4 separate regions of the Homo sapiens genome follow, and regions 2, 3 and 4 are each linked to region 1. The links are chromatin loops, found by intact Hi-C in ENCODE. Cell type or tissue: PC-9. All regions are shown on one strand. Links, peaks and the distances in the headings refer to the core of each region. The heading gives the core; the rest is flanking DNA. Region 1 has its middle 7.7 kb from the start of MYEOV. Region 2 has its middle 44 kb from the start of LINC02953. Region 3 has its middle 5.3 kb from the start of LINC02953. Region 4 overlaps LOC105369370 (a long non-coding RNA gene).

What was found. Peaks named below come from ENCODE experiments on the same cell type or tissue, not always from the same donor. Only the 100,000 strongest peaks of a DNase experiment are listed, where the experiment ranks them.
Region 2: it touches region 1 in a loop (8-fold over the local background); 5 of 110 quality-filtered maps call a loop at or near these places.
Region 3: a loop joins it to region 1, with 9 times the contacts of the local background. A loop is called at or near these places in 14 of 110 quality-filtered maps.
Region 4: it touches region 1 in a loop (3-fold over the local background); 10 of 110 quality-filtered maps call a loop at or near these places.

The regions. Positions count from the first base shown.
Region 1 is chr11:69,298,165-69,305,549 of GRCh38, forward strand. It overlaps the pseudogene IFITM9P. Among named protein-coding and RNA genes, the nearest start is that of MYEOV, 7.7 kb to the left of the region's middle. RefSeq lists enhancers at 1-162, 1-565, 319-578 and a silencer at 1,359-1,547. In PC-9, for the core only: no CTCF peak of the experiment used is centred there; DNase peaks (open chromatin) are centred at 2,037, 2,367 and 3,677; H3K4me3 peaks cover 3,182 bases; H3K27ac peaks cover 4,722 bases.
Region 2 is chr11:69,377,997-69,385,381 of GRCh38, forward strand. No RefSeq gene overlaps it. Among named protein-coding and RNA genes, the nearest start is that of LINC02953, 44 kb to the right of the region's middle. In PC-9, for the core only: no CTCF peak of the experiment used is centred there; DNase peaks (open chromatin) are centred at 3,127 and 4,385; H3K4me3 peaks cover 1,368 bases; H3K27ac peaks cover 3,748 bases.
Region 3 is chr11:69,416,699-69,424,083 of GRCh38, forward strand. No RefSeq gene overlaps it. Among named protein-coding and RNA genes, the nearest start is that of LINC02953, 5.3 kb to the right of the region's middle. RefSeq lists enhancers at 2,691-3,266, 3,841-4,415, 3,975-4,119 and a cis regulatory region at 4,042-4,052. In PC-9, for the core only: no CTCF peak of the experiment used is centred there; a DNase peak (open chromatin) is centred at 4,013; H3K27ac peaks cover 2,932 bases.
Region 4 is chr11:69,349,745-69,357,129 of GRCh38, forward strand. The region is part of intron 2 of LOC105369370 (a long non-coding RNA gene); the gene reads left to right. Among named protein-coding and RNA genes, the nearest start is that of MYEOV, 59 kb to the left of the region's middle. In PC-9, for the core only: no CTCF peak of the experiment used is centred there; DNase peaks (open chromatin) are centred at 1,877 and 3,287; H3K4me3 peaks cover 525 bases; H3K27ac peaks cover 2,813 bases.

The sequences.
Region 1 (7,385 bases), core at 1,466-6,465:
CACGTACATACTGCCAGTCCGTCATAGCAACCTATTTATCTCCATAGTAACACAAGGAACAACCCCAAACTCTATTCAACTTGCTCCCCATGTTAACGGCCCCCAGTGTGGACTGTCAGCTCCATGAAGGCAGGGCCCTACTTATCTCGTTCACAGCACAAGGCCGGGCACACAGTAGGTGCTCACTCAACATTCCTGGGATCAATGGGAAATGACTGTCGGGGAACCCTCTGCAGCCGTCCTTGTCGAGGGCCCCAGATGGGGTGTGGGTGGCCCCTCCCCATCCAGATGGTGTTGGAGGGGCTGGGGGCCAGGCATGGCGAGCAGGCCGAGGCTGCAGGTGGACATCCCTGGGACTGGAGCTGCTGGGGGCCAGGCTGCAGTTCCAGCCCAGGTCAGGTCTCATGTGAGGCCTCCGTGAAACAAGAATTTCTCTCTCCGTTTCCTTCTCCTGTCTGACTCACACTTTCGTTTTGAAGTTCCCCCTTTCTGCCAGTGCTTTGCCTGAGGTTACGGAGTGGTCAAGCGAGGCCAGCAGGGCGTGGAGACCAGGAGGAAGCTGGGCTGCAGTTTCATTCACAAAAACACGACCCGCCCGCTTCCTGTGTCCTGCCTGGGCTGCCCGGCCCGCAGCCCTACAGCCAGTTCACAGGGTGTTTGCAAGTTTGCAGGGGCCAGTGAGGGTGCTCCTGGGGTTTAAGAGGCTTGAGTTTGTCCACCCCACGGCCTCTGTCAGGACCCCCCCTTCCCGCCACTATGCTTCTGTCTCCCACGGTGCCTCCCAGCTCACCCCCACAGGGGCCTGGCGCAGAGCCTCAAACTCAGGATTCTATAGGAGCTGAGGGTTGGGTCTGAGCACCTTGGCGCTTCCCCTGGCCCCACTGACCCATCCTTGTTTCAGCACAGAGCTGGGAGGCCCAGGGAGGATGGCCTCTGCTGACTGGTCCAGCTCCCTCTGTGGTTCCCACCTCTCAGTGTGGGGTGGATCCAAGGGGGAGGGAAGAGAAGGGGATGGGAAGAAAACGATGCCTGTTGGGGCACAGGCTCCTAAACCCAACCTCGTATCGCCTCCTGCGAGTAGCTTCCAGGTGTCCACAGGGAGCCCGGGGTCATGCTGGCATCATTCATTCTCCACGCATCAGATGATCCTGTGGCCCCTCAGTGCCAGGCCCCACTGGCCCTCTGCGCACATCAGTGACTCTGATGTTCTCCCCCACCGCATGCTGCCAATCTGATGGTGGAGACAGAACAGCAGTCCCGGATGGTAAGGACGCCCAGTGCCAACCCCCCTTAGCAGGGGAGATGCAGAGGAGGGGGGCCACCCAATCTGGGCATCACAGAAGCCTCCCTGGAAGAGGGGGCATCCGAGCAGAGCCTGAAGGATGAGATACCAGCTAGGGGAAGGGACTGGCTGGGAGGAGAGGCAGGGAGGGGTCTCCAGGCAGAGAGACAGCAAGTGCAAGGCTTGAGTGCAGGAGAGACCCTGGTGTGTCGGAGCTGGAGAGGAGTGTGTGGGGGGTCTGGGTGGTGTGGAGCGGGGATGGAGGCCAGGCCAGGGGGTCGGCCAGGCTGAGTGGCTTGGACATTTTACTGAGCACGGTGAGGAACCCCTGCAGGCTTGTGTGCTTGGCTGGCCCCGCCCGGCTGACCACAGCTTCGTGCAGCACAATGCACATGGCACTGTGTTGGGGTCTCCTATCCAGGGTCTCATTTCACCCTGGTGCTGCCCCTGTGAGGAGGCGTTGTCTCTCCTTCTGCAGTTGAGGAAACTGAGGCCTAAGAGGCAAGTTCTGTCCAAGGTCATGCAGTAGGTGCTCCCGGAGTCATCCGAATCGCAGTCCAGGGGTCTCTCGCCACCCTCCCTGACCCTCTGGCCATGGCTGCTGCGGGGATGAAACCATCACAGGGGCAAGGCACTTTGAAATGTGAAAGCTCTGTGGTGTCATGATGATAAAAACACAACAGGAAGAACGCAACCCATTTTGGTTTTATGAGGCTGAGCTGCCCCTCTGGAACTCCCTCTTATCTGGGGATCTCAAGGCACTGGGAAGGTCCACAGACCACTCCTAGAAGCACTGGGAGGCAAGCTCAGGCCAGGCAGGAAGTGGCAGGCACTGCTCATTCTCTGCCGTCCCAGTCCTCCTCCCCTCAGAATCGACCCCTCTCCCCAAGCCAGCTGGTGCGAGAATGGGGAGCTCGGGTCCTCCCCATCCCCAGCAGGTGAGGAACAAAGACCAGCAGCAGCAGGAACGGGACTAAGGACTCCACCATCCTGGAGACAGAGAGGGGTGGAGGCATTGGCAGTTCTGCCTGGTTTAGAGTTTTCTGGGTTCAGATCCTGTCTGTCCCTTGAGACTATGAGCTCCTGAAAGTCATGGACCATGCGTGTCTGAGTCACTGGGGCCTGCTGGGATGAGCACGGCTTGATGGCTGGAGAGGAGGGAGTAGGGTGTGGAAGGCTGAGGGTCAGGGGGAAGTCACAGGACTGGCTACCCTGTCAAGGCTTCCTAGGGTTTGTTTAATGAATAAGGAATTGATGGATGAATTATCCACTAACCGAAGGGTATGAATTCCAGACAGATATGTGGAAGGATAAATGGATAAATGAATGTGTGGATGGTCTAAGGGAAGATGGATGAGTGGGTGGATGGATGAAGGGATGGGTGGATGGATAAGTGATGAATGAATGCACGGATGATGGATGGATGGATGGATGGATGGAAGGGTGGAAGGATGGATGGAAGGGTGGAAGGATGGATGGAGGGATGAACAGATGGAAGGATGGATTGATCAACGATGGATGAATGTGTGGATGTGGATAGATGGATGAATGCATGGACAGATAGATAGTGGATAGATGTTATAGGGGGTTGGTAGAAAGTGAAATAAGCACCTGGGTCATCTCAGGCATATGGGCAATGTGAGATGCTTCTAGCAGAGACTATGATGAGGCTCGCTTGGGATATGGGCAACATGAGACGCTTCTAGCAGAGACCGTGATGGGGCTCGCTCGGGATATGGGCAATGTGAGACGCTTCTAGCAGAGACTGTGATGGGGCTCGCTTGGGATATGGGTAATGTGAGATGCTTCTAGCAGAGACTGTGCTGGGGCTTGCTCGGCTTCACAGATGGAAACTTGGCATGCGTGGCACAATGCCCATGTCCTCCACCAACTAGAAGACCAATGGTTTGTCTAGGACCAAGAGACTCGGGTCATTTTCTTGGTTCAGCCTTATCAGCCCCTTGACCATGGCCAGTCTTCTCCCCTCCTGGCCTTGGTTTCCCGTCTGGATTATGGGGATTTACTGGATGAGATGGGCCTCTATGGTGGAGTGTCCAGGTTTTCCTAGGAGGAGGGGCAGCACCCCCGCCTCTCTCTTCCGCTCACAGGCCTTCCCTCACTCCATTCCCAGGCTCAGCCAAGGCACCTGCCATGCACCCTCTTTCCCACCATTTTCTAAATGTCTGGGCATGAAGCCAGCAGGAGAGATGGGCCCTGGGGAAAGGGAAGCTGGCCCCTGCTGCAGGGTGGGCAGGCTGGGGACCACTGTGGCTGCAGACAGCTGCTCAGCAGGCCCTTGGCAGGCTCCAGCTGAGTCACCCTGAGTCACCACTGTCACCTCCTACCACACATTCCTTCATTCATACAGTGTCTACCCCTGAGGCCACCTCCCTGAAATCTCACTGGGCAGTTGCCAAGGGTGTGGAGGGCACTCAGGCCTGCCTGATGGGCCCCTGGCAGGGAGAGAGGGCTGGGCAAGATGACCTCCGGGAAGGTGTGGACACCCTCTGGGTCCCTTCCAGCCCGGGAGCCCTCTGACCTCACTGGGCTGGGTTCCCTGCAGATGGGAGGGCTAGGTGCCTGTCTCCTTGAGGCCCCTTAGCAGTCATTTGGAGGAACACTGGGCCCCTCAGCTCACTAAGATTCACTGGGATGAGGAGAGGAAAGTGACTCACCTGCCCCCCTTGCCTGTCTCCTCAGCAGCCACACCCAGGCTAGGCTCTCCCGCAGAGGGCCTGTGGCCCCTTTGCAGTGGACCAGGCCAGCTCCGGAGTGGGCAGCCCTGCTCTGTGTCTGTCCCAGCGCTTCCTTTCTGTAGGGTGTGGGGCAGGCCATGCACGGCTCCAGGCCTCCGTGTCCTCGTCTGTAGTCGGGCTGTCGGCAGGCACCGCCTCTGGTGACTTGTGTGGGCACCTGGTGCTCCTCTGTCCCTCCTGGGGCCAGGAGTGTCCCACAGCCCTCTGACCTGCAGGGCTCACCTCTGGCAGGTCCTGAGTCCTGGTGTCAGATGCCACCAGGAACACAATTCTGGGCCTGAGAGGTGAGCCTCTCTCCAACTGGAAGCCTGGGCTACACTAAGAGCTTAGGGACCCAGGGTGGTGAACCCTGAGTGCTGGGCTCCCAGGGGTGGGAAGAGAGAGGCCGGGGTGGTAGCCTGGCCCCCACACAGTAGGTGCCAGGTAGGGCAGCCGCTGGGAGCCTGGCACGGGGCCTGGGGCCAGGCTGGGGCTGGTGGTCTCAGGGTCCATGAGGCCCATACATCAGCCTCTGAATTTGCCATGGCAGGAACCTGGGACACAGGAAGCCGGCACCGCTGAGCACCCTGTCCTTTTCATTCATTTCCTCTCCCGCTAACCCCAGTCAAGCCTTCTGTGGCAGGCACCGCTCTGCACTGAGGATTTATGTCAATGAAATTGACTTGGGTCCCTGTCCAAGGGGGTCTGCATTCTATTGAGGGGAGACGGAAGACAGGCAGTAACCATAGTCACATGGCCTGGCCTGCTATGGAGGCAATCAGAACCTTGGGAAAGAGAAAGGAGAGTGAGGGAAGAGGGTGCTCTCTGAGAAGGGCTTTGGATGGGATCGGGGGGGCACGGTGAGCAGGGATGGGGGGTGTCTGGACAGCGCACCCCGCTGTGGAGCAGTAGGGAGGCTGGCAGAGGGGACCAAATCTGGGAAGTGGCTAGATCCTGCACAATCTCCCATCTCCCAGGGAGGCTGACATGGGACCAGTTTTCTGGGATGGCCCCACGTGCTCTAGTGTATTCTTTTTTTTTTTTTTTTTTTTCGCAGCAGCACCAGAAACATATACACTTTATTGAATGCTATTGTAGAAAAGTGTGTGAAGATAAAGGGCTGATAACAGGACTTGGCTCCGGGGGCAGGGCGAGGAATGGAAGGTGGAGTACGTGGGATACAGGTCATGGGCAGAGCTCCTGGCCTCAATGATGCCTCCTGATCTATCGATGGGCTTGGATGATCAACACTGGGATGACGATGAGCAGAATGGTCGTGAGGATGCCCAAAATCAGGGCCCAGATGTTCAGGCACTTGGCGGTGGAGGCATAGGCCTGGGCCCCAGTCAGGTCGCCAACCATCTTCCTGTCCCTAGACTACACGGAGTAGGCGAATGCCTTGAAGCCCGGGCGGCAGGGGTTCATGAAGAGGGCGTTGAACAGGGACCAGACAACATGGTCGGGCACGGAGGTCTCGCTGCGGATGTGGATCACAGTGGATGTCGGGGGAGCAGGGTTGTGGGGTGCCCCCGCACAGCCACGTCGTGTTCCTCCTTGAGCATCTCATAGTTGGGGGGGCTGGCTGCTGTTGACAGGAGAGAAGAAGGTTTGGACAGTGTGGTTCATGGTGTCCAGCGAAGACCAGTGGTGGTCGGGTTTCTGGGGTGATTCTCAGTGGGCCCTCCCTTTCCCTAGTAGTTTCGTTTTCTCCGCTCTAGTGTATTCTTATGGGGCCCCCTTCTCCTCTCAAAGGGTGAGTTTGTTGGTCCTACCCTTGCAGGACTTTTTAAGGCCTTTGGCTTTCGCTTGAATGGATTAGGGAGCAGGGGAAGGATGGGTCCGACTCAGGCTGCTGAAAGGATGCTCTGCCTGCCAGGTTGAGAAGGGACTGGGGGATGGGGTTAAGGGTAGATTTATGATCTGTGATCCTAATATCCATTTTCTGATGATGCCCCTCAGCTCTGGGGACACAGAGGTGGGGCAGACGAGGTCTTCCCCAGAGATTCCCTGATGGGGGAAGGACACACAAAGGCTGATGAGCACCTTTTGATGAGCACAGGTTACTGCCTGCCTTCTGTCTCCCCTCAATAGAATGCAGACCCCCTTGGACAGGGACCCAAGTCAATTTCATTGACATAAATCCTCAGTGCAGAGTGGTGCCTGCCACAGAAGCCTTGACTGGGGTTAGCGGGAGAGGAAATGCAGACTAAGGCCCCAGGAGCTTGAGGAGAGAGCAGCCAAGTTGGGGAGGAAATCCAGGAAGCCTTCCTGAAGGAAGGGGCATTTGAGGTGAGTCTTGAAGGCTGAGCAGCAGATTCCCCAGGCAGAGAGTCAGAAAGAGGGGAAGGTATTCCAGGTAGAATGACAGATGGCAAAGGCTCATGTGTAGGAACAAAACACCAACCCCTCCCACTTCATTCATTCATTCATCTACTCATTCATTCTCCACTTACTTCTTGTATGCACTGTTTACCTGGCACCATGCTGGCCCTAGAGAAATACTGACCCCACTCCTCACCCACTCTGTGGCACTTGTCCAAGGAGGGGGTGGCCATGGCCAGGAAGCCATCCTGGTTTAGCAGCCGGGCAAGCATCCCTCCCTCCATGAAACCCTGGATCCCAACAAGGCTACATTTGTTTTGTATTTGAAATTCCACTAATTTTTTCGTGTCTTTGCATTAATGATTCCTCTTTAAACATCAAAGGGACCCGTAGGGCATTTTGACTCCTAACCTTTTTGTACGAGAAGCAGCTGATCATTATCCCACGGCTCCAATGATAGGCTGCAGTCAGTTCAGATTCCCAAGATTACAAAAGGAAATTCAGCTAATTATAGTTTGATAGAAATTATAGTTCTGCCGATTCCTGATTGACAGGGTGGGCTGGCATGAATCACTGTGCTCTTTGATAAGATTTTATTAATCTCTCTCAAGAATCTCACAAGTGCCTCATTGCAGGAGAAATTTCCTTTATGTCTCTCTCCCATGAAGAACCTGCTCGTATTATCCCCGGAATAAATGGAGGACCTGGAGTATGTGGGTGCAAGAACAGAGGCCTGGGAGTCAGGAATCCTGGGTTTGTATACAGCCAATAGCTTGCTGTGTGACCTCCCAAGGTTCCTTTGCCCCTCTGGGCCTTCATCAGAAGGGAGGCAGTGTGGTGCCTTAATTAAGAGCACGGGTTCTGAGCTCAGGCTTTCTAGCTACATGTCCTTGGCAACCTCGCTGATCTTCAGTTTCTTCCTCTGTAGCATGGACATGACGATAATAATAATTCCCCCCCACATGGTTGTGGCAGATCACTTGAGGTCAGGAGTTCGAGACCAGCCTGGCCAACTTGGTGAAACCACGTCTCTACTAAAAATACAA
Region 2 (7,385 bases), core at 1,310-6,309, 80 kb after region 1:
TCTACCGTCCAGCCCCTTTGTAACACAGAGCACCCAACGGGCGCAGCCGCCCCCATGCCTCACACCTAACCCAGCAGGGGCCACTGTGGACCCCGACTTCCCAGGGCTGGGACCTGCCTGGGGCTACTGACTCAGGTGCCTGATGTCCCATGTCACGGTGGCTGCCTCCCTCCCAAACGCCCTGCCCATGGGCTTCTCCCTGGAGATGCCAGGGGGTTTGCTTCCCTCGATCACAGGCTCCTGCTCCCCTTCCAGGCTCCCAGGGAGAAGACCTGCGCTCGGCAGATCTCTAGAAAAGGTCCCATAGAGGTCTGGGCTCAGGGGTCCTTTCAGGGTGGGGCACCTCCTTCTGTCACCCACACGGCTGGCCGGGTGTCCCGTGCTGGACACACACGAAGGACATGAGCAGCCACGGGTCCACGAAAGAGCCATTTCTACCACAAGCCGGACTGGGCTTCGCGGAGGTGCCCCGGGGAAACCCATGGGGAGGCACAGCCTGGACTGGACAGGGAGGCAGCCCCCATTCATCAGCTCCTTCCCTGGCACGCATTAGTTGGTACCTACTGAGTGCAGAGCCCTGGGCCAGGCGGTTCTGGAGGCTGGGATGGTCACGCCCCTGCTCTCTTGAACACTGGAGCTGCTGCTGTCTCTCCCTGTTTGCTCTCCCTGAGCCGGGACCCCACGCAGCCTGAATTGGGATTGCCCTACTCTGAGCCCTCCCGTTCCTGAGGCCTGAGATTTGGGGCGTCGTGAAGCCTTGAAGATCCGCTGAGCCCTCCAGAGCTCACACTGCATCTGCTGGCACCCGAGCTATCAGGACCACTGGCCTGGCGAGGGCTATGCTCTCCCTGCAAGAGCTGGTGGCACAGGGCTTCTGTGTCCTTCCATCCCAACAGGGCCCCTGCCCTCTGCACACAGGCACCGGGTGAGCCCTGGACACAGGGTGCGGGGTGCACACCCCTGTGGAGCTCAGAACCAGGTTAGGATCATCAGCACCTGGTGTGACAAGGACCACAGTGCCCCTGGGGTTTGGCTTTCACGCCTGTCCGTTTCAAAGCTCAGTACCGCCACACCTGCCGAGGCTGGTCACTGTGGGACAGGGCATGGCTAAGGACCCTCCTTCCCCGCAGAGGTGGAGACAGCGGATAGCCACCCCCTTACTCAGCATCCTCCCTGCCCTTCCCTTTTCATCTTCCCTCAACATTTTAAAGTCAGACACACGAGGTGAACCATTTCTAGCCTCTTTTTTCTCATCTGTAAAAGCTGAACAAAAATCCCTCTCCACCGGGCACAGTGGCTCACGCCTGTAATCCCAGCACTTTGGGAGGCCGAGATGGGCAGATTCCCTTAAGTCCAGGAGTTCGAGACCAGCCTGGCCAACATGGCAAAACCCCGTCTCTACTAAAAATACAAAACTTAACCAGTAGTTCCAGCTACTCAGGAGGATGAGACGGGAGGATCACCTAAGCCTGGGAGACAGAGGGTGCAGTGAGCCAAGATCACACCACTGCACTCCAGCCTGGGCGACAAAGACAGACTTTGTCTTAAAAAAAAAGAAAAAGAAAAAGAAAAAGAAAAAAAACAAAGTCCTGCCTGACAGCATTGCTGAGAAGATGAAGTAGGACCAGGCTCAGAAAGCACATGGCTCCCATCCCGCACACAGTAGGGCCCCAGGAAGTACAGACTGTGTGGACTGTGAGGCCACAGCCGCTGAGGTGGCAGGAGTCAGGAGGAGGAGAATCTTTGCCCAAGAGCCAGTAGGTGCTTGATGAATGGGTTCCCTTCTAACTTTATGAAAAGCTCTCTTTCCTTCATCTTATTTTTACTTAATTTTTTATTTTTATTTTTTGAGACGGAGTCTCACTCGGCTGCCCAGGCTGAAGTGCAGTGGCATGATCTTGGCTCACCGCCACCTCTGCCTCTGGGGCTCAAGCGATTCTCCTGCCTCAGCCTCCTGAGTAGCTGGGACTACAGGCACATGCCACCATGCTCGGCTAATTTTTTGTATTTTAGTAGAGACGGGGTTTCATAATGTTGCCCAGGGTGGTCTCGAACTCCTGAGCTCAGGCGATCTGGCTACCTTGGCCTCCCAAAGTGCTGGGATCAGAGGCGTGAGCCACCGCGCCTGGTCTTTCCTTCCTCTTAAAACATGACTCAGAAAAAATGAAACTCCTTGGCTGGCACTATCCCTGGAGGGGCTCAGCAAGAGCACTGCAGAGGCAGAGTACTGGGGCCAGAGATTGAATTTCTCTGGCACTGTCATGGAGCTCCCCTGGGTCTCAGTTTCCCTATCCCCAAAGTGAGAATCATCACCGGATGTTGCATTGTGGGTTGTTGAGGAGTCCAAGAGATGATAGAGCAGGGACAGCCCTGAGAACAGTGGCTGACATGCAGGTGTTCATATCAGGTACTGATAAAATATTAGCACTTAACTAATAAGGGTCCAGACCGAGAGGACAGATTCTAACTAGAACCGGCCCCCGTCGCCTTCCCTGTGCCAGGGAGGCCTGTGTGGGGTGCCTTGGCCTTTCCTCTGCTGTCACAACGATCCATGGCTGCTGGTACCATGAGGAACCCGACTCCAGGAGGGCCCGGGCACGCAGCGGGCCTCATGGCAGGCCAATCCCCCACCTCCTGGCGCTCCTCTCCCTGCCTGCATGGCCGGCCCAGGAGCCTCTGCCGGGCGGGTGGCCGGGTGGGCTCCAGCGGAGGCCTCTGCTCCCTGTGTGCCCCATTGAGCACAGACGCCATCTGTCTCTGCCAGCTTCCCGGCGGCTGCAGGGCGTCTGGTCAGCTCCCTGCACACAGGCTGTGGCTTGTTTGCTGCTGAAGCGGCTCCCTTTGGGGTCTCTCTATGTCCTGGCCCAGGCTGTCTGAACTGGGAGAGTCAGAGATGTTTCCACCGGTTGGAGCTGTTTGTTTGTCTTTTCAGAGCCCACAAAGGGGCCCTGGGTGGCTCTGCTTGGAACTTGGGACTATGTGGGGACCAACCTCGGTCAGCTGGGAAGCCAGACCACACTCAGGTCTGCAGACAGGGCCATGGGGTTTGGTCTCTGCCCTGCCCTGGGGCCGGCCTGGAGTGGCCACTCACTGGCAGTGAGGCGTAGGAAGGCTGGACAGCCAGTGGGCACATTCCTGGGGCAACTTCCCAGCCTCGTGACCTCCTTGGCTCTCAAAGCAACCTTCTCAGAGCCAGGGCAACCAGAATGCTCCCTCCAGCAGGATCGGGGCCCCCTGGGAGGAGCAGGGAGGCTTTGCACAGCCAAGCTCACCCCAGTGGCTGGTCGGGCCAGAAGCAGAAGGGCCAGTCAGGATGCCCAATGGTTCTGGCCACTAGTGTGCTCTGGCCTGATGGCATCAAGCTTCAGACCCCAAGGAGAGCCACCCAGCGAGGATCAACTGGTGCCAGGGCCGCAGACACCTGGCTGCCATCTTGGAATCTGGAGCTCGCAAACAACTTCAGGACTTAGTGGCCCCAGCAGCCACAAATGAGAGCCACTGCCCTAGGGGGCAAAAGGGGCTTTGGATTCCTGGCTCGGGACTGCTGTAAATGATCCCCATCCAAAACCACCACCAGACTCACTTGTACCAGGAAGTGTACACAAATGCTGCAGGCCCCTGTGGGTGGTTACACAGACAGCGTGGAGGACCAGGCATGGAACTTTCATTCCAAGTTCCTATAGCCCCAAAGAGTCCAGAACTGGGCTTGGGTCGGGGGGAGCACAGAGCAGACACAACCGTGAGTGGCGCAAAAGGAAGAGTCCATGGGGAGGGGCGGGGCAGGCCGCTGGGCTTGTGGTGACCACAGCAGCCAGAGAATCCTGTCTGGGAGGCAGAGACCCACGTGCCCAGGGCACACAGGAGACGTTCTCAGGGCAGCTCCTTGCTGCCTGCCGAGGGCCAAGGTCACTGTCCGCAGGACGAGGCCTTAGTTGCCGGGCACCTCAAACAGGCCCACCTGCCTGACGGCCCAGGAATCTCAGAGGAGAGCTGCCGTGCTGGGGCCTGAGCACGCTGCAAAGGAGACCACAACAGGAGGATGGAGAGCAGACACGGAGGAGGACAGGCAGGAGACGCCAAAGATGCGTGGCTGGGAATCACACAGGGTCAGGGTTTGTGGTCACATTGCAAGAGGATGAAGGACCACCCAGCACAGGCGTTGTATGTGGCCTGTGTCAAAGCCCCAAGGCTCTGTTTTCAAGCAAGCAGATACTCAGGCCACGCCCGAATCACTGGCTCAGCAGGCCTGACTCCAGCCGTGTTCATCAGTCAGGATAGAGGAAGTCGTGCTGCAGGAACAGAGGATGCCAAATTTCGGCAGCTCCAGACAGCAAAGGCTGATTCCTCACACACACAACGTGTACCCCACACACCTGCAGGGGCCTCCCAGATATGCAGAGGGCAGGGGAGCACGGGGAAATCTTGCAATAAGATACTCTGCTTGGGAAATAACGCGACTCCTCCCCTTGCAACTCATTGGCCAGCTCCAGTCACATGACTCTCCCGCCAGCAGAGGGACCGGAAGTGCGCCTGCCCCAGGCTCGGAGATGAGAGCCAGGCGTCCACGGTGAACAGCACCAGAAAGCACCACGGTTTAAGGGCCTGGCCTTTGGGGCAAGTGGACCTGGGCTTGAATCGCAACCCTGGCACTGATAGCTGGATGACCCTGACAAGCTGTATCTCCCTTGAACTTCGCGTTCCTTCGCTGGGGTATGAAGACACAGCTTGTCAAGATCATCCAGCTATCAGAGCCAGGGTTGGGATTCAAGCCCAGGTCCACTCGCCCCAAAGGCCGCCCGTGAGTTGCTGTGAGGACTGAACAGGAAATGGGCGGAAATGGTTCAGCACAGTGAGTGCTCAGTGATGCGGTTGTCATTGATAATCCATCTGGAAGGGATTGCTTGTCAGTTTCAGGAGACTCAGAGACCACTCCCTCCTCCAGGAAGTCTTCCAGGCTTTAAGTCTTGGGTGGGAACTCAAACTGTGGGTGAGTTGAATTGGATTTTCCTTTCCACAAGGTGTCTGTCCCCCTGTGACTCTCACTGCCTGTCTCTCATCATGGGCAGGGACTAGGCTGAATTCCTCTCTGCATCCTAGGACTCTGCTCAGACCCTGTCACAAAGTCGGTTTTGGGAGCTGTTAGATAAATGAATGAATGAATGTTTTGAGGACTCAGCACTGAGCATTCCTGGACACGATACCATTGTTCTGAGAGCCAGAGGTTGTCTTGGGCTCCCCTTCCTGGGGGCCAGTGCTTCATTCACCACCCAAATCCTTGCCACAGTCCCTCCCTCTCCTAGGACTGGGGAGCATGTGGCCACAGCCACCCATCGTTAGCTGGGTTCTATCAGCTCCACCACATCATAAGTTGGATGTGCCTGGCAAGACTGCATCATAAGAGAGGATGGCCACCTGAGATGGAACACCAGGAGGACTAGCAGGCATGAGCAGGTGTCCTTGAACCCTGCCTCATTCACCATTGCGGCTCCAGTGTCCCTCAGCTCACATCTAGGGACACATGTAAACTCGGTAGGGCCAGACGCCAGAGAAGAAAAAGCTGGAGCATGGCTTATGGATGGTGAGCACAACCTGAGGTGGATAGCTGCTGAACCACAGCTTCGCTCAGTGATGACCTTGAAAGAAACACAAATACTTCTGATGGGCAGAGCTTCAGGCAATGCACCTGGCCCTCCGCTGTGTGTGGGAAGAGGAGCAGCCTGAGGTCAAAACACCGGGGCTGAGAGGCAGCAGTGAATGGCTTGGCCAGCTCATCAGGGGCCCGGAAGGAGAAAGATGAGGGACAAGAGGCCTGGAGCAGAGGTTGATGGATGGGCGTACAGGAGTGGGAATTAAAGAGGAAGGTCTTTGCGCTCCTTCCAGGAAGCATCTGCCACCAAACAGGCACTGAACAATCAGGTAGGCAAGGTGGTCCAACCAGCTGTCATCAGTCAGTCTCACTGGCCATGCCAGGGCCGGCACCATGGATCACTGGAGAGGGTAGCCGAGATGGCAAGGATGGGCCCTCACTTACTAAGGCTGACCTAGCTACTGTCTGCTGAATGTCCCCTGTAAAGCCCCTCCCTTGAGGCCAGCTGGCTGCTTGGCCAGTTGGCTATATTCAACTCTTGAAAGATCGGAGATTCATCTGGACTAAAGTGGACACAAACTTCAGGTCAGAGTTTGTCTTTTCTGTCCCAGCCCCCCAGCGGCACCATCCTTTTGGCTTACTGAGTGTGTGATCCACCAGCCTGGGAGCCCGCAGAGCCTCAAGTCAGGCTAAGGGACCCACTTCGCAGCAAGGAGGTGTGGGAGTGGGCCGTGACCACGGGGATCTGCTGCACATATCACAAACTGTGTGCCTCTCACTGCTGGCTTGGAGGGGCTAGAGACTGGCCTGCCAAACGCACAGCTGTCAGCTGCAGAGGGTCCCCTTGCCTGAGGCCCCATGCTTTCCTGGGAAGCCTATATCCAATGACAGTAAAAGCAAAAGTTAAAAAAAGAAAACACAAAGTATGCTGTCCTCTGCCACCTAGGGCACCTTTGGCATCCGTGGTCACCCCACCTTGGGCATCTGCAGTCGTCTCACCTTGTGCATCCGTGGTCGTCCCTCGTCCCGCCTTGCACATCTGCGGTCGTCTCACCTTGCACATCCGCTGTCGTCCCAACTTGCGCAGCCGCGGTTGTCCCACCTTGCGCAGCCGCGGTCGTCCCACCTTGTGCATCCGCGGTCGTCTCACCTTGAGGTTGAGGAGGAGGAGATGGAGAGGCCAGATGAGAGCCCTTGACCTAGCTGGGAGCTGTCAGCACCTCTGCCAAAACGCAGGCCTCCTCAAAGAGGACAGTGGTTGCTGTTCAGGGGATGGAGCCTGGTGTGGTGGCCCCAGCTTTCAGCACACCCAGGAAAAGCTATCGCCTTCCGCTGCCCTAGGTGGCCTGCCCTCTGGGAGGTCTAAGTGACTAGAGGCCTGTGGATTCTAATTGGAAAAAGGTTGCATTGGGAAAAACAACTTGGGGGCCGCTGCTCCTGGGCTGCTCTCAATCCCGTGCCCAGGGCCCCCTCACAGCCCACCTAAGGGCCAGGCTGTGGGGAAGGAGTGACTGAGAGATGGCAAGAAGGGGATGGAGAGACGGGGTCTCCAACTGTTATCAATGGGGCCACCAGGCATCCTCCTCCTCCTCCTGCTATAAGAAACCCTGGAGGAGCCTGGGCTCTTTGCCCACAGGTCCTGGGGCCCTTGGTCCTCCTGCATGGATTCGTGAGGGAGATTCCTGCTCATCTGGGCCACTCAACAGTGGTCCCTGTTGGGCCAGGGAGTCACTTTGGTGTCTGAAAGTCCCTGTGGGGACAGTTTATGCTGAGCCCAGTTGAAGCTTCAGGTTTATTT
Region 3 (7,385 bases), core at 1,426-6,425, 120 kb after region 1:
AAATGCAGATTCAGGCCTGTTTTTCCAAGTCCATCACCAAACACAAGGTCTTTCCAAATTAGGTGCTGAGCTGAGCTCATATTCCCAAAATGCACACTCCCCTCCTTTTTTTTTTTTTTTTGCTTGGGAATGCTAAAAAATAAAAAGTTATATGACGTGTCTTTTTAAATAGCACACACTTTTCCGCTAATCAAGAAAAATCGAGCCTGTGTTTTGCTGAAGTGATGTGATTTTTTTCCCCCTCATTTTATTGTGCAAAGGAATTCGAGTCAGGCGGCCACATCCAGAGGCAGGAAGGGTGTATAGAAAGTTCAAAATTAGCAATTCCCTGGACTCCCTTTCAGATGCAAGGGCGAAAACGGACTTGGTCTGAGAGCTACGTTTTCCTCCTTGGAATCTAGGAGGTTTCATTAGTAGGAGTTCCTTTTTTATGGCCTTGTTTTCCTGCAAGTTAAAAGAAGAGGGTTTGATTTCACCTCGGCAGGTCGCTGAGGGTCTGAGCCTCCAGTGAGCCTTCTCACGTGTCCACTGCCCTGATCAATGTATTGGCTTCAGAAAGAACAAACAAGCCAAGCCCGTCACAGGTGATTTATAGCATCTGCGCCTGATGGGTGGTCATGATTCATGGCACTTCATTAAACCTGAGCGCAGCCGCTTCCTCTGCACCCGCCACTGGGGACAGGCCACCCTCCCTCCTGGTTACTGGCCCCCTCTGAGCCCCAGACAAAAGGGCCTCTCACTTGCTTACATATTTTCCCACATGTGAGCCAGCAATTGGAAACTTCCTCCCGATAACTGCAAACCTCGGAGCTGGAATTTATGAGAAGGGGCTTCGGGTGACGTCGGCGGCCTGGGCACACCCAGGCGCACAAGGCAGGCCTTTCATGAGGAGCTGCCCGGGCGGCGTGGCTGAGCTGATGAGAAGTGTCCCCAAGACCCACCTGCAGATCCAGCGGGCCAGCTGCCACTTGGGCAGGAAGGGGCTCTGGGCAGCCCTGGGCCACAGGACAATAGTCAGGTGGCAGGAACGACAGTCAGTGTGGTTTCTGTCCCTGTGTAAGCTGCCCACTGTGTGGATTTGAGAGGGGCAGGGGGCACGGTGTTACAGACACACCCTGCTGCTGGGGCAGCCTGCTAAAATTCTCCCAGGGATACGCCTGTCCATACCTGGTTACCTGGGTCACTCTGTCTTCTGCCTGGGAGAGGCGGGGAGGACGTGGGAACCCGCTGGCTGAGACATCAAGCTGGAATTGTCCCACCTGTGTGCTGCAGGACTGGGGATGCTATAGGATTCTGTCTCCCAGAACAGCAGCCACCAGTCATCCGTGGCCTCCAAGCACTTGCAACGTGGCTGGTCTGCTTCAAGATGCCCTGGAAGAACAAAATACACCCCAGATTTTGAAGACTTAGTAGGAAAAAGGGGATGTGAAAGACTTCACTAATAATCACAACGGCGAATGCATGTTGTCATCATATGTTGGATATATTGGGTTAAATAAAACATATTATTAAAATGTATTTCACCTGTCCTGTTCACTTTTTAAAATGTGGCCACCACTTGCTATGTACCCACAGAAATTAAAAATTGAATTTTTTTTTTTTGAAACAGAGTCTCGCTTTGTTGCCCAGGCTGGAGTGCAATGGCGTGATCTCAGCTCACTGCAACCTCCGCCTCCCGGGTTCCAGCAATTCTCCTGCCTCAGCCTCCTGAGTAGCTGGAATTACAGGCGTGCGCCACCACACCCAGTTAATTTTTGTATTTTCAGTAGAGAGAGGGGTTTCGTCATGTTGGCCAGGCTGGTCTCAAACTCCTAACCTCAGGTGATCCATCTGCCTCGGCCTCCTAAAGGGCTGGGATTATAGGCGTGAGCCACCACACCCAGCCAATTTTTTTTGTTTAATGTGACCATTAGAAAGTTAAAAATTATAGGTGAGGCTGACATAGTCTTCCTATTGCACAGTGCTGGCCGAAGGGGAGCCAGTCCCGGGCTGAGGTCCTCATCTGTTTCCTACCCTGACTCCCAGGGCAGGTCCGGCTCTGCTGGGGGGCCTGTCTGCCACAGGACTTGATGAGGAGGGGAAAGACTGGCACCCACCAAGCACTTTCGACATGTCAGGCACTGGGCTAGGCGCTTGGCCTCGATATTCTTATTTAAGTTGCATAACAACCCGGTAAGACAAGGACTACTACTGCGCCATTTTACAGACAAGGAAATTGAGGCTGGTTGAGGTGAATCAACTTGTGCAAAGTCCCAGAATCTCCACCCGGGCAGTATTGCCTGAGCTCTTGCTCAGCCAACAAGCCCCACTACCCCCACACACCCATGGGCCTCTTGCAACAACACCTTCCCCACATAGGGTCATGGGGAGCCTGAAGTGTGCGGGGGCAGTGGAGGGCATCTTTCTGAGGGCATCCTGCCCCTGAAGCCCAAGGAGGAATCACCCTCACGGCTCACCGAGAAGGATTGGCAACCCTCAGTCTTGTGGACTGAAGACTCATTTCGGAGCCACTCCAGGGTTGAGGCAGAGTGTGCTCCCAAGGGGTGGTTGTGCCCTGGCTCACGGCCCTGAACACAGTAGGTCTTCAACTAATACAGCAGGAAGAAATGGTGCCAGGACAGCTCTCCACGTTGGAAGTTCTTCCTTGTTAGCCCAAGCCAGGCTCCTTTGAGGATATCATTCAGATTATTACTTTGCTTGGGGCAGGGTCCCAGGCACAGCTCCGGGCATGGGTGCAGGGATCACACTGGACACACCAGATTCAGACCCTTCCAGAGCCCCTTCCCTGCTGCAGGGGGCAGAAAAGAACAGATAAGCGATGGTGCATAGTGGGGCAGCAGCTACCCCCAGACTTAAGAAGAGGACCAGGACATTTTTCGGGTTTCTGGTCAATTAAATGGAACGCCAAGCAGAGTCATGTTCTCAGCATCTATGTTTAACAAATCTATACTTCAAATGCACACCCTCTCTGCTGAAAGAACACAGTCCCATCGAAGTATTTTTGCCTGATGGGAGGGATTAGAATTTCCGTGGCAACATTACATCACTTTAGACCAAAGCGACAGTGTCTGGGAAGACAGAGCTGGTTCTGCACGTACCTCCGCTCCACAGTCACGGACACTGAGGTGCTCAGGGGTCGGCGCTCAGGATCACTGGGCAGCCGTACGTGTCCCAGGCAGCGGGAGCCCCGGCAGTGCCAGCTCCCACACCATCCGGCTGTGACAACCTCAGGTCCTTGATGACAGGGAGCCTCTGCCAAGACGGTCCGAAAATTGGGAAGGGGACCCGCTCATCTTTGTGGGGTCCCCAAGAGCTTCAGATAAGTTTGCTGAGCACCGGCTTCCTGATCACATTTCACATTTGACCAAACGATGTTCCTCTGCAGCCTCCCTCCCTTGGTCCCCAAATTGGCAGCACTTTCTAGAAGCTAGATGCAGAGGATGTCCTTTGTCAAGGGAAAAAGAAGTGTTTCCTTTGGGATAAAAGGACACACACACGAGTGTTTATGCACATGCAGATACGTCTGCCTCTCTCTATGGACATGTATAGAGATTTGGTTGTTTATGCATAAAATATCCCTGCATGGATACCCAGGAAACTGGTAATGTCAGTTGCCTTTAGGGAGGAAAACTAGGGGTCTGGGAGTCTTAAGTAGGAGAATTTTTTAACCATATTTTATATTTTTTTAAATTGTTCTACTCTGAGAAAATTTGAAAGTGTATAAAAAGCAAGCTCTGAGCCCCTTGTCTTCAACCCCGGGGCCTCTCTTGCCTGAAGTCCTGCCATGAAGATGAATCTCTGCCTGTACCCAGTTCCGTCAGGGTCCTGCTAAGGGGTGAGCAGAGGACACCACACCGAGGGGCCACCCATTGTCTCCCAACCTCGGTTCCCAGGACTCCCGTCCCCACGGGCCCTCTAGACTCTGTGAGGCTGTGATTCTGGGCAGGGTGAAGCCGGACATGCCGCAGGGCCGATGCCGGCCGTTGTGGAACCAGCCCTGGAATCTCAAAAATGTCCTGTGGTCAGGCCTGAGCTTTGTTAGTGACTCAGCAGAAAGCACCCAGCCCTGGCCCCGTGGCAGGTAGGCCAGCCCCAACCTGGGGTGCAGCCTCAGGCCTCCAGCGTCCAGAGCCCAGGCCTGTGGGGATGTGGGCCCAGTGGGTGAGTGGCCACTGTCCAGACCCTCTGTCTCAGCGAGGCATCAAAGGCTGGCAGAGTTGGCTGCTGGGGGAGCCCCTGGATGGGGCCAGAGCCCCGGCTCTGGGCTGAACTGTGTCCTGACCTGCTGACTGACTTCCAAGGCCTCAGTTTCCCCATTCACAGGAGAAGACCAACTGCATGTAAGCAGAAGCCTGACATTAGAAATGCAGCTGTTCTGTGATGCAGGTGGCGTGCTTGTCAAAGGAGGTTGACAAGCCTCCCAGGCTGCGTGGCCACAGGCAGCCTCCATGCCCTGGAGCCCCAGTTTCTCCTCCATGAAATGAGGCTAATAAGACTTCCTCCAGGCCGGGAACCGTGGCTCATGCCTGTAATCCCAGCACTTTGGGAGGCCGAGGCAGGCATATCACTTGAGGTCAGGAGTTCGAGACCAGCCTGGCCAACATGGTGAAACCCCATCTCTACTAAAAATACAAAAATCAGCCAGACATGGTGGGACGCACCTGTAATCCCAGCTACTCGGGAGGCTGAGGCAGGAGAATCGCTTGAACCCAGGAGGCAGAGGTTGCGGTGAGCCGAGATTGTGGCAGTGCACTCCAGCCTGGGTGACATAGTGAGACTCTGTCTCAAAAAAAAAAAAGACTCCCTCCAGTATCCGTGCTTGGGATGATTAAATGAGACAGTGCAGTCTTTAAGACATCAGCTGCCGCCAGCACCTTGAGGCTGCTGAATACCACCTGTCCCATCACTGACACGATGCTTCCACTCTGCTTATTTTCTTAAATAAATGTACTTTTACTGGCTACTTGATAGCACTGCCATATGTGGTGGATCAACGTCACTTGCCATAAATAGATTACACATTAAAAGTCACCCTTCACAATAGGGCTAAAACCCAGCCATCTGTGTCCCACCCCAAATCAGCTCACACAGCCCCAGATTTGGGGACACAGTGAGATGAAGACATAAGTAACAAGCTTCGTATGCAATGATGGTAGAAAGGCAGGCAGAGGCGACACGATTTGCTCATTTAATTCTGCAAGCTTGGTGTTAGGGTTCACTTATGGCTGCCTTTCTTTTCTTTCTTTTCTTTCTTTCTTTCTTTCTTTCTTTCTTTCTTTCTTTCTTTCTTTCTTTCTCTCTCTTTCTTTCTTCTTTCTTTCTCTCTCTCTCTCTTTCTTTCTTTCTCTCTCTTTCTTCCTTCCTTTCTTTTCTTTTTTTTTTTTTGACAGAGTCTTGCTCTGTCACCCAGGCTGGAGTGCAGTGGCGTGATCTCGGCTGACCCCAAACTCCGCCTCCCAGGTTCAAGCGATTCTCCTGCCTCAGCCTCTGGAGTAGCTGGGACTTCAGGCGTGCGCCACCACGCCCACTTAATTTTTTGCATTTTTAGTAGAGATGGGGTTTCACTATGTTGTCCAGGCTGGTCTCAAACTCCTAAGCTCAGGCGATCTGCTTGTCTCAGCCTCCCAAAGTGCTAGGATTACAGGCGTGAGCCACCACGCCTGGCCTGCCTTTCTTATTAGGGGATTTTTAAAATTCCAGTTAAAATCAGCAAAGTCCAGAGAGAGGTGTTCTACACCTTCATGTTAACAAAATTATTTTAAAATGAGAAAAGCAGGTGCTGGGGAGGATGTGATGAAGCCAACGCTCACGCAGGCATCAGCAGGTTCACACGTGTGAAGCACGCATGTGCTCAGGAAGGGTTGGTTAGCATGATTATCATATCCTGTCGGTGGTAACTATAAACTGGATCAGGACCGAGGGAAAACAGTACAGAAATAACAACTACTGAGCCAGGGCCATGAAAATGTACGCAGCCCCAAAGCTAATGATTCTAGGCCTAAACACTGATCCCAAGGAAATAGTCTCCCCGCCCCATGTAACGAGGCCCCTGCTGAGACAGACCTGCTGATCGTCGTCGTCCACGTCCTGTTATTTCAATGCTCGTCGCTCACCCTGCCCCAGCCCACCGAAACTCCCGCATTTCCCCACCAGTCAAGCTCTCGTGTTGGGGGCTTTGCGCTTTCTTGAAGCAACTTCCCCAACCCTGGCATCCAGGTTTTCCCTCCGGCACCCCTCCACCCCTGCTCAGACCGCCCCCCTCAGGAAGGTCAGAGCTGGCCCTGGTATCCACAGAGGCACCTGCCCAATCCCCCCGCACTCCTTTGCCTGTGTGTTTTTCTCCAGAGCACTTATGCCCACCCAACATGGTCCATCTCATGGTTACTTACTGTTTATTTGGTTTATTGTTCATCTCCCTGAACTACAGAATGTCAGCTCCTGAGGATGGTGACTTGTTCACCGCTGCACCCTCAGCACCCAAAGGAGAATCTGGCGGTCAGGAAATGCTCGGTGGATGTTTGTTGAATGAATAAATGATGCTGACAATGGAGACCGTCCAAACGTCTAAGCCAGTTAGCGTGCAGACACTCAACCCACCATGTGGAAACATGGGAACCCACTGAGAGGGAAAGGCAGAGGTGGACGTGCACCTGCGGCGATTAATTAAATCCACGTGAATGTGTTCACAACCTTTGCAAGGAGCACAGACACAGGGCGTGAGAGGACAGAGGACACATTCTCCCTTTCTGTCGCCGAGATCTGAGCAGCCCAGGGTGAAACTATCCACTCAGCAAGACCTTACAAGAAAATCAAACAGCCCATGCACTGCTTTGATCTGCGTCCTTGCTGGCAGGAGGGCTGGGACTGGCCAGGCCTGGCTCTGGTCAGCCACCCCATTGGCAGGACCCTGCCAGTGGCCTGCCGTGTGTCTCTGTGTCCTGGGTCTCTCAGTGGTGTGGCAGTCCTCGGCTGGATGGCATCCAAAGTCCTTTCCATTTCCAACCAGGTTGAACAGCGTAGGTGGCTTCCTTTGAGTTGAGTCGCCTGGCCAGGGTAAGACAGCGGTGAGGGCCCAGCCAGGTCCCATCTGTAAGTCGGAAGCAGGTGGGAGGGTGAAATTCCTGGCCCAGCCCTGGGGTGAGTCTCCTTACGGATGCACCAAATGGAACAAGCCATGAGAACTGCCATGCAATGGTTGGGGTCCTTCGGGGAGAACTGCCGTAAACACCTGCTTGGGATCTAAAGCAGACTGTGGGTCTCGGGTGAACAGAAGGCATGCCTCTCACTCTGCCTCGAGCATGTGCAAGCTTCAGGATCTTCACAGTGACACTAGGGACGGGGACCTTTGGAATAGTATTATGAGACCTGAAAAAAATAACATGTGG
Region 4 (7,385 bases), core at 1,215-6,214, 51 kb after region 1:
TTCTCTTTTCTAACTCCTCAAGGTGGATCTTCAGGTAATTGATTTTAGATTGCTCTTGCTTTCTAATGTAAGTATTTAAAGTTCTGAGCTTCCCTCTAACAACTATTGTGGCTGAATCCCACAGATTTTGATAGGATGTATTTTCATTGTCTTTCAATTCAAATTATTTTCTGATTTCCCTCGTGATTTCATCTTGAATTCATGAGTCATTTGTAGACGCATGAAACATTTATAGATATTTGGGGTTTTGCTAGACATCCTACTATTACTGATTTCTAATTAGGTTCAGTTGTTGTCAGAGTACACACCCTACATGATTTCTATTCTTTTAAAATTAATGAGACTTGTTTTCTGGCCCAGCATATGGTCTTTCTTGGTGAAATGTACCACATACAGTTGCTAGGTATAGTGTGCTATAGTTATCAGTCAGATCAAGGTGATGAATAGTTATGTTTATATTAGGTTGGTGCAAAAGTAATTGCGGTTTTTGCCATTTAATTTCAATTAAATAAGTAATTAAAAATAATTACTCATATTAATATATTGAGTAATTATTAATTAATCAATAAGTGTAATTATTAACATTAGTTAACATCATATTGAGTAATTATTATTAATTATTTTACTAATTTCTTATATATTTGTTCTTTTAATTGCTGAGAAAGGGTATTAAAATCTCTCTTTGTGATAGTGGGATTTGTGTGCATTTCTTCCCTTTATTAATTTTGTTTATATATTTTGAAGCTATATTATATATTTTAGACAAATCAAAATTTACACTTTTATGCCTTTCTAATCATTCCTTTTATTATGTAAAATGTCTCTCCTTATCTCTGATATTGCTGTATTGAAAGTTATTAATATTAATATCAACATAAGTATTAATATTAATCTATATGAGTAATTAAAAATAATTGCTCATAATATAATATTAAGTAATTATTATTAATTAACTGATCAATATGCATAATTATTAACATTAGTTAACATCTTATTGAGTAATTATTATTAATAATGTCTCATATTGATTAATTAATATCATTATAGCCACCCTGACATCTTGTGTTTATTCTTTGCATCTTGTGTTTATTCTTTTCAGTTTATTTACTTTTGTCTTATTTGTGTTTTTGTATTCAAAGTAAATCTCTTGTAGGCAGCACATAATTGGGTGTTGCTTTTAAAAATCCATATTGTCAATTTCTTCCTTTTCATTGGAGTGTTTAGAACATTAACATTTAATGCTGATCTTTTCTCTTTTTTGGTTCCTTTATTCCCCTTTCTCTGCATGCTTTTGGATTATTTGAATATTTTATAGTATTCCATATTAATTTATCTGTTGGCTGTTTGGCTGCATTTCCCTGTGTGTATGTAGTTGCTCTATGCATGGTTTCTTTGATTCTATCCTGTTTGGGGTTCTCTGAGTTTCTTGAATCTGTAAACTTATGTCTTACACTAAATATATAAGATTTTCAGTCATGTCTTCAAAGATTTTTCTGCTCCCATCTCACTCTCCTCTCTTTCTGGACTAGTTATAATGTTTAAGAGCTTTGGATATGGCTTCACAGGTTCCTGATGCTCTTTGTTCCTTTCCTTCTTCAATCTTTTTTTCCTCTGTGTCCTTCTGATTGACTCATTTTATTGATCTATGGGTTTGCTGACTTTTGCCTTTCTCATTTCCATTCTGCTATTGATCCATCCAGTGATTTTTAAACATTTCAAATATTTTCTTTGTTATTTCTAAAATTCCAATATCCTCTTTTAATACTTTCTCTGCCAGGATTTCTTATTTGCTTATTCATTTCAAATGTATTTCCTTGATCTCATTGAGTAGAGTTGTAGTAGATGCTTTAAATTCTTTGTCTGATAATTTCAATGTCTGAGTCATCTTGGTGCTTTCATCTGTTAATTTTTTTATCCTTTGAGAATGGGCTGCATGTTCCTGTTTCTTTGTATGTCAAATAATTTTGGATTGTATCATAGACAATCTTAATGTCATATTATATAGACTCTACATTCTGTTAAGATCCTCTGAATTATGTAGATGTCTTTGTTTTAGCAGGCTATTGATTCATACATATGTGTGCATCCACATAACCACTGCTATAATAGTCAGGGTTTTCCAGAGAAATAGAACCAACAGGAGATGTGTGTGTGTGGTGTGTGTGCATGGATGTGTGTGTGTGCCTGTGTGTGTGGATGTGCGTGTGTGCATATGTGTGTGTGTGCGTGTGTGTGTGTGTGCGCATGTGTGTGTATTTCTTTATTTACCGTAAGTTATTGGTTCATAGGATTATGGAGGCTGAGAAGTCCCACAAGCTGCCCTCTGCAAGCTGGAGACCCAGGAAAGCCAGTGGTGTAGTTTGAAGGCCTGAGAGTCAGAGAACCAATGGTGTTGATTCCAATCTAGATCTGAAGGCCTGAGAACCATGAGTGCTGACAGAAAGAGACTGATGTCTCAGCTCAGGCCATCAGGCAGAGTTAATTCACCCTTCATCCATCTATTAGTTCTATTCAGACCCACAATAGGTTGGATGGTGTTCACCCACCCTGAGAAGGGCCATCTGCTTGACTCAGCCCATGAATTCAAATGCCAGTCTCCTCCAGACCTTCATAGACACGCCGAGAAATCACTCACTGGCTATCTGGCATCCTGTGGCCCAGCCTAGCTGGCCCACAAAATGAACAATCACAACCACTTAGATCAATAGGTGGATCATTTCTAGTCCCTCCAGAATTCCCACTCCAAGGGTGTACTCACTTCACAAGTAATCATCATTCTGACTTATTTAACCATTGGTTAGTTTTGTCCATTCCTGAATATCACATAAACAGAACCACACAATATGTGTTTTAAAACATCTGGCTTCTTTTCTTAAAACATAGTATCTGTGGGATGCCTCCATGCTGTTAAATGTAGAAATAGTTCATGACTTTTCATTACTGGGTGATACCACATTGCATGAACATACTGCAGTCTATTGATCTAGTCCCTTGCTGATGGACAGCTGGGCTGTTTCCAGTTTAGGACAACAGGCTGGGCATTTTAGGAGGCAGCACAGAGCAGAATGGCTACAGGCATGTCTCTTACAGCCACACAACCCCGACTCAAATCCTAGCTCTGCTGCAGACCAGCTGTGTGACCTTGGGCAAGTGACTCACCCTCGCTGAGCTGCAGTTTCCTCTTCTGTGAAGTGGAGATTATGGTAGCAGTACTTACTCAGAGGGTTGTCATGAGGATCAAGTAAGAAGTCACATGAAATCACAGCCTGCAGCCTACCAGAGCCAGAGCCCAGTAAATGGCAGCTGTTAAATGATTATTGTGGGAGGAGGTAGCAATTATGAATGTCAGCTCTGAAATCTGATCTGAATTCACATTTCAGGCTAAATGAAGCAATCATTAGTAAACACTCAGCATAGGGCTAGCAAATAATAAGCTCACAATTTATTATCCTTATTGATACCTGATATGTAAATACTAGTAGCCTTTACAACAAGCATTCCCATGATAGGTTTTGCCATTTGATAGAGAACAGAACTGTTTCTCAGGGATGTGCAGCATTTCTGGTCACAGAGCAAGAACAAGGTGGTGTAGGGACCCTGCTTATCCTACCCTGCCCTCCAGATGCAGGGACCCCACTCCCACCCACCCCTACAGCCTCACCTTGAGTATCAGAGAAGGTGATGGTGGAGAGCCACCTCCCAGACTGGCCTGGGCTGCTTCCTGGGCCCATTTCTGTCCCTCTCTGGGTTTCACAGCTTCCCATCCCACCCAAAGGTGCACTGGTGCTGACCCTGGGCAGTGCTGTGGGCAGTGAAGGCCGGATGAGGTCCCTGAGTGACAGCAGGCTCTGAATTGCCGCAAGTGTCACCATGGTAAAGTTTCTTTCCTGCTCTGTGCCTCAGTTTCCTCATCTGTGAAGGGGCAATGGTGATAGCATCTGCTTCACAGGGGCCCTGTGGGTGCTGAATCAGAGGGCCCAGGTGAGGTTACGCCTGGGGTCAGGGCAGGGCCACCAGGGGTGTCCGGGGGCCACGCGAGCCTTTGAGAGGTGCCGCAGGTCTTGAGTCCACATACCAACTGCCACCCACACAGGCCGACGTCCCTTCCAACGGTGCAGCGGGGCTAAGGTCACTTGCAATCGTGGAGAAGAGACAGTGACCTGGGGTTGGGGCAGGAGCCTACGTCAAGACAGAGTCACGGATGGGTGGGGCTCAGTCCCTCCCTTGGAGGGAACCCCCCAGGACTGTGGCAGACCCCCTTGCAAGGTCCTCATCGGCTCCAGGGCAGGCCCAGCCTCTGCCATGGGTGTGAGGGAGAGTTGAGGGCTCTATGACGCCCCCCTCCCCAGATAACTCAAGGCCCGGGGAGGGAGCTTTGGGTTGAGATGGTGTCGTCAGGGGCTAGTGGGCAGGTGTGCAAAGCCCCAGGCTGGGCCCAGAGAAATTCAGCAGCAGGTTTCAGGGCAGCAGGAGGTCGGCTGGGAGGGTGGATCCTTATGCATCTCTCTGTCTCATCCCCTCTGACCGCCTCAGCCAGGGGGAGAGAATGGAGCTCGGTGAGCAGCCCCAGTGGGCCTGCTATGAATTACAGGACCCCCTGCAAATTCACACACATGCTTGCCCCCTGCTGTGCTACTGACAGCAAAGGCAGAATCTGAGCTGCTGGGACTTGCCCAAGGCTGCCAGCTGCAGATGCTGGAGCCAGACAGAAGCCCAGGCCGCCTTCACAGTCTGCATAGTTCCAGTGCAACAAGGAACCTAAAGGGTTAACCAGCATTAGCACAGGGCCCAGCAAGTCACTCCCAGGTACCTGCTCAAGAGAACAGAAAACATGTCTGCACAAAAACCTGCACAGCCAAGCTCACAGCAGCACCATCCACAGCAGCCACAGTGCAACAACCCAATGTCCACAGCAACTGACGCACAGAGAAACCAACTGTGGTCTAGCCACACAAGGGAATATTATTCAGCCCTGAAAAGGAATGCACTCCTGGTCCATGCTGCAAACATGCATGAACCTCAAAAACATTAGGCCAAGTAAAAGAAGCCAGTCACAACAAAACTAAATGTCGTAGAATTCCATTTAATGAAATGCCCAGAGTTGGCAAGTCTGTAGAGGGATAGAGTAGAAGGGTGGTTACTGGGGCTGGGGAATGAATGGGGGGTGGGGAAGTTGTGGGGCATGGCTGGAAGGTGTGGAGTTTCTTTCCAGGAGAATGAAAATATCCTAACATTGATTCTGGTGTTGGATGCCCGAGTCTGAATATACTGAAGACCACTGAATTGCACATTTCACATGGGTGGACTGCTGGTTCGTGAATTCCACCTCGATGAAGCTGTGGGTGAATCACTTGAGATTAGGAGTTCGAAACCAGCCTGTACAACATAGTGAAACCCTGTCTCTACTAAAAACATAAAAAATAAAAAATAGCCAGGCATGGTGGGGGGCACCTGTAATCCCAGCTACTTGGGAGGGTGAGGCAGGAGAATCACTTGAACCCAGGAGGTGGAGGTTGCAGTGAGCCGAGATCCTGCCACTGCACTCGAGCCTGGGTGACAAAGCGAGACTCTGTCTCAAAAAAGAAAAAAAGAAAAGTAAAGAATGCTGGACCATGTGGGAAGTGCCTAGCCTTGGGTCAAACCCCTTGCAGGTGCCCAAGAGATGGATGGAGACCACACAGAGGCATGCCCAGCCCAGCACCCTTCCCAAATGCACTGGATATGCATTAGCCGCCCTCCTTATTCTGTGCCTCCCAAAGCACCCACCCAGGTCCAGGCTCTGGGACTCTCAGACTCTGCCGGTCCCCTGCCCTGGGCCAGGTCCTGGGTTGGGTATGGAGAGCTGAGAGCCCAGAGCCAACCAAACCGTGGTGCCCTGGTAGCCTGCAGCTTGTTCATTTTGCTGGCAGCGAGACCCCTTGAGATCCAACTGCCCAAATGAAACATAAAGAGGCCGAAGCGCATGGTGGTAAAAGATGTGAGTCCCCAGATCGAAGCTTGGGGCAATTCTGCATGAGTTAGTTACACCGCTGCAACAAAGACACCTAAAAACACAGGGGCTCAATCCCTGCGTCAAGATCTCACATAAAAGGGAGATAGGCAGCCCAGGGCTGATTGGTGGCCTGACAGTGCCAGGGGCCTGGCTCCTTCTATCTCTCTCCCTCGCCATCCTCAGCAAGTCACTTCCATCTTGGGTCCAAGATGGGGAGGGAGGAGGGGACACCTCTTGCCATTAAGGGCAAGGCTTAAAAGGGCTTATGGAGCTTCAGCTGGAGTGGCCTCAATCAGAACTTATTCATGGCTGGGATGTGTTGCAAGGGAGTCTGGGAAATGCAGTGTTTATCTGGGAGGCCACGTGCCCAGCGAAGCATTATTACATTATTGTACAATAGGATGGGATGGGAGAGAAAGGAAGGAAAGAGGGAGGGGGAGGATGAAGAGAAGGAAGGAGGGAGGGAGAGGAGTAGGGAGGGAAAGAAGGAGGGAGGAAAGAAGGGAGGGAGGGAGAGGAGAAGGAGGAAAGGATGGATGGAAGGAAGAAAGGAAGGAAAGAGGGAGGGAGGGAGGAGAGAAGGAAGGAAGGAGCGAGAAAGGAGGGAAAGAGGGAGGGAAGAGAGAGGGAAGGAAAGGAGGGAGGAAGGAAGGGAGGGAAGAAAGATGGATGGAGGGAGGGAGGGAAGAATAGAAGGAAAGAAGGAGAGAGGGAAGGAGGGAGGAAGGAAGGAGGGAAGGAGGGAGGAAAGAAGGAGGGAGGAAGGAAGGGAGGGAGGGAAGAGGAAACACTGGACTCTAAGCATGTACAGTAAGCATTGTGAGCCTCAGTTTCCTCGTCTGTAGAGAGGGAAGCAGTTTCAAAGGCTGCTTGGAAGACTGATTGACGAGGCACAGTGCACCCGCAGGTAAAGGGGGACTACCTCACTGTTCTCCCGCCCCCGAAGACCTCCATGCTGGGCCAGGAGGACAGAGCGGGAGGTCTGCCCACTGCCCAGGAGCACCCCAGTGGGTGGAGTGAAGACTGGGCTGGCACACTGAGACAGTGGAGTCCACCGGGAGCTCAGGGGACTCAGGGACTCTTCAGCCCCTATCTGGGAACCCACTAGGGTTGGGACCCCTGTGCCAGACCTGGCCCAGCTCGGGGAGGGCTCTGCACTACCCGCTGCCTGTGGTCTGGCCCAGCCCCTGCCAGCACCGGCCCATGGTGATGTCACTCAGCATGCCCAGTGCCTGCAGCACTTCTCTGGTCTCTGGCCCCAGACCCACTGGCCGGCCGGACGCTCGATATATTCTGTTTTGAAAGAAAACAAACTCTTTTGAAACACTGCTGCTGGGAGCACAGGCTGAAAGTCTCGCCCCCACACTCCTTTCCCCTCCCATGGGAGCTGGTG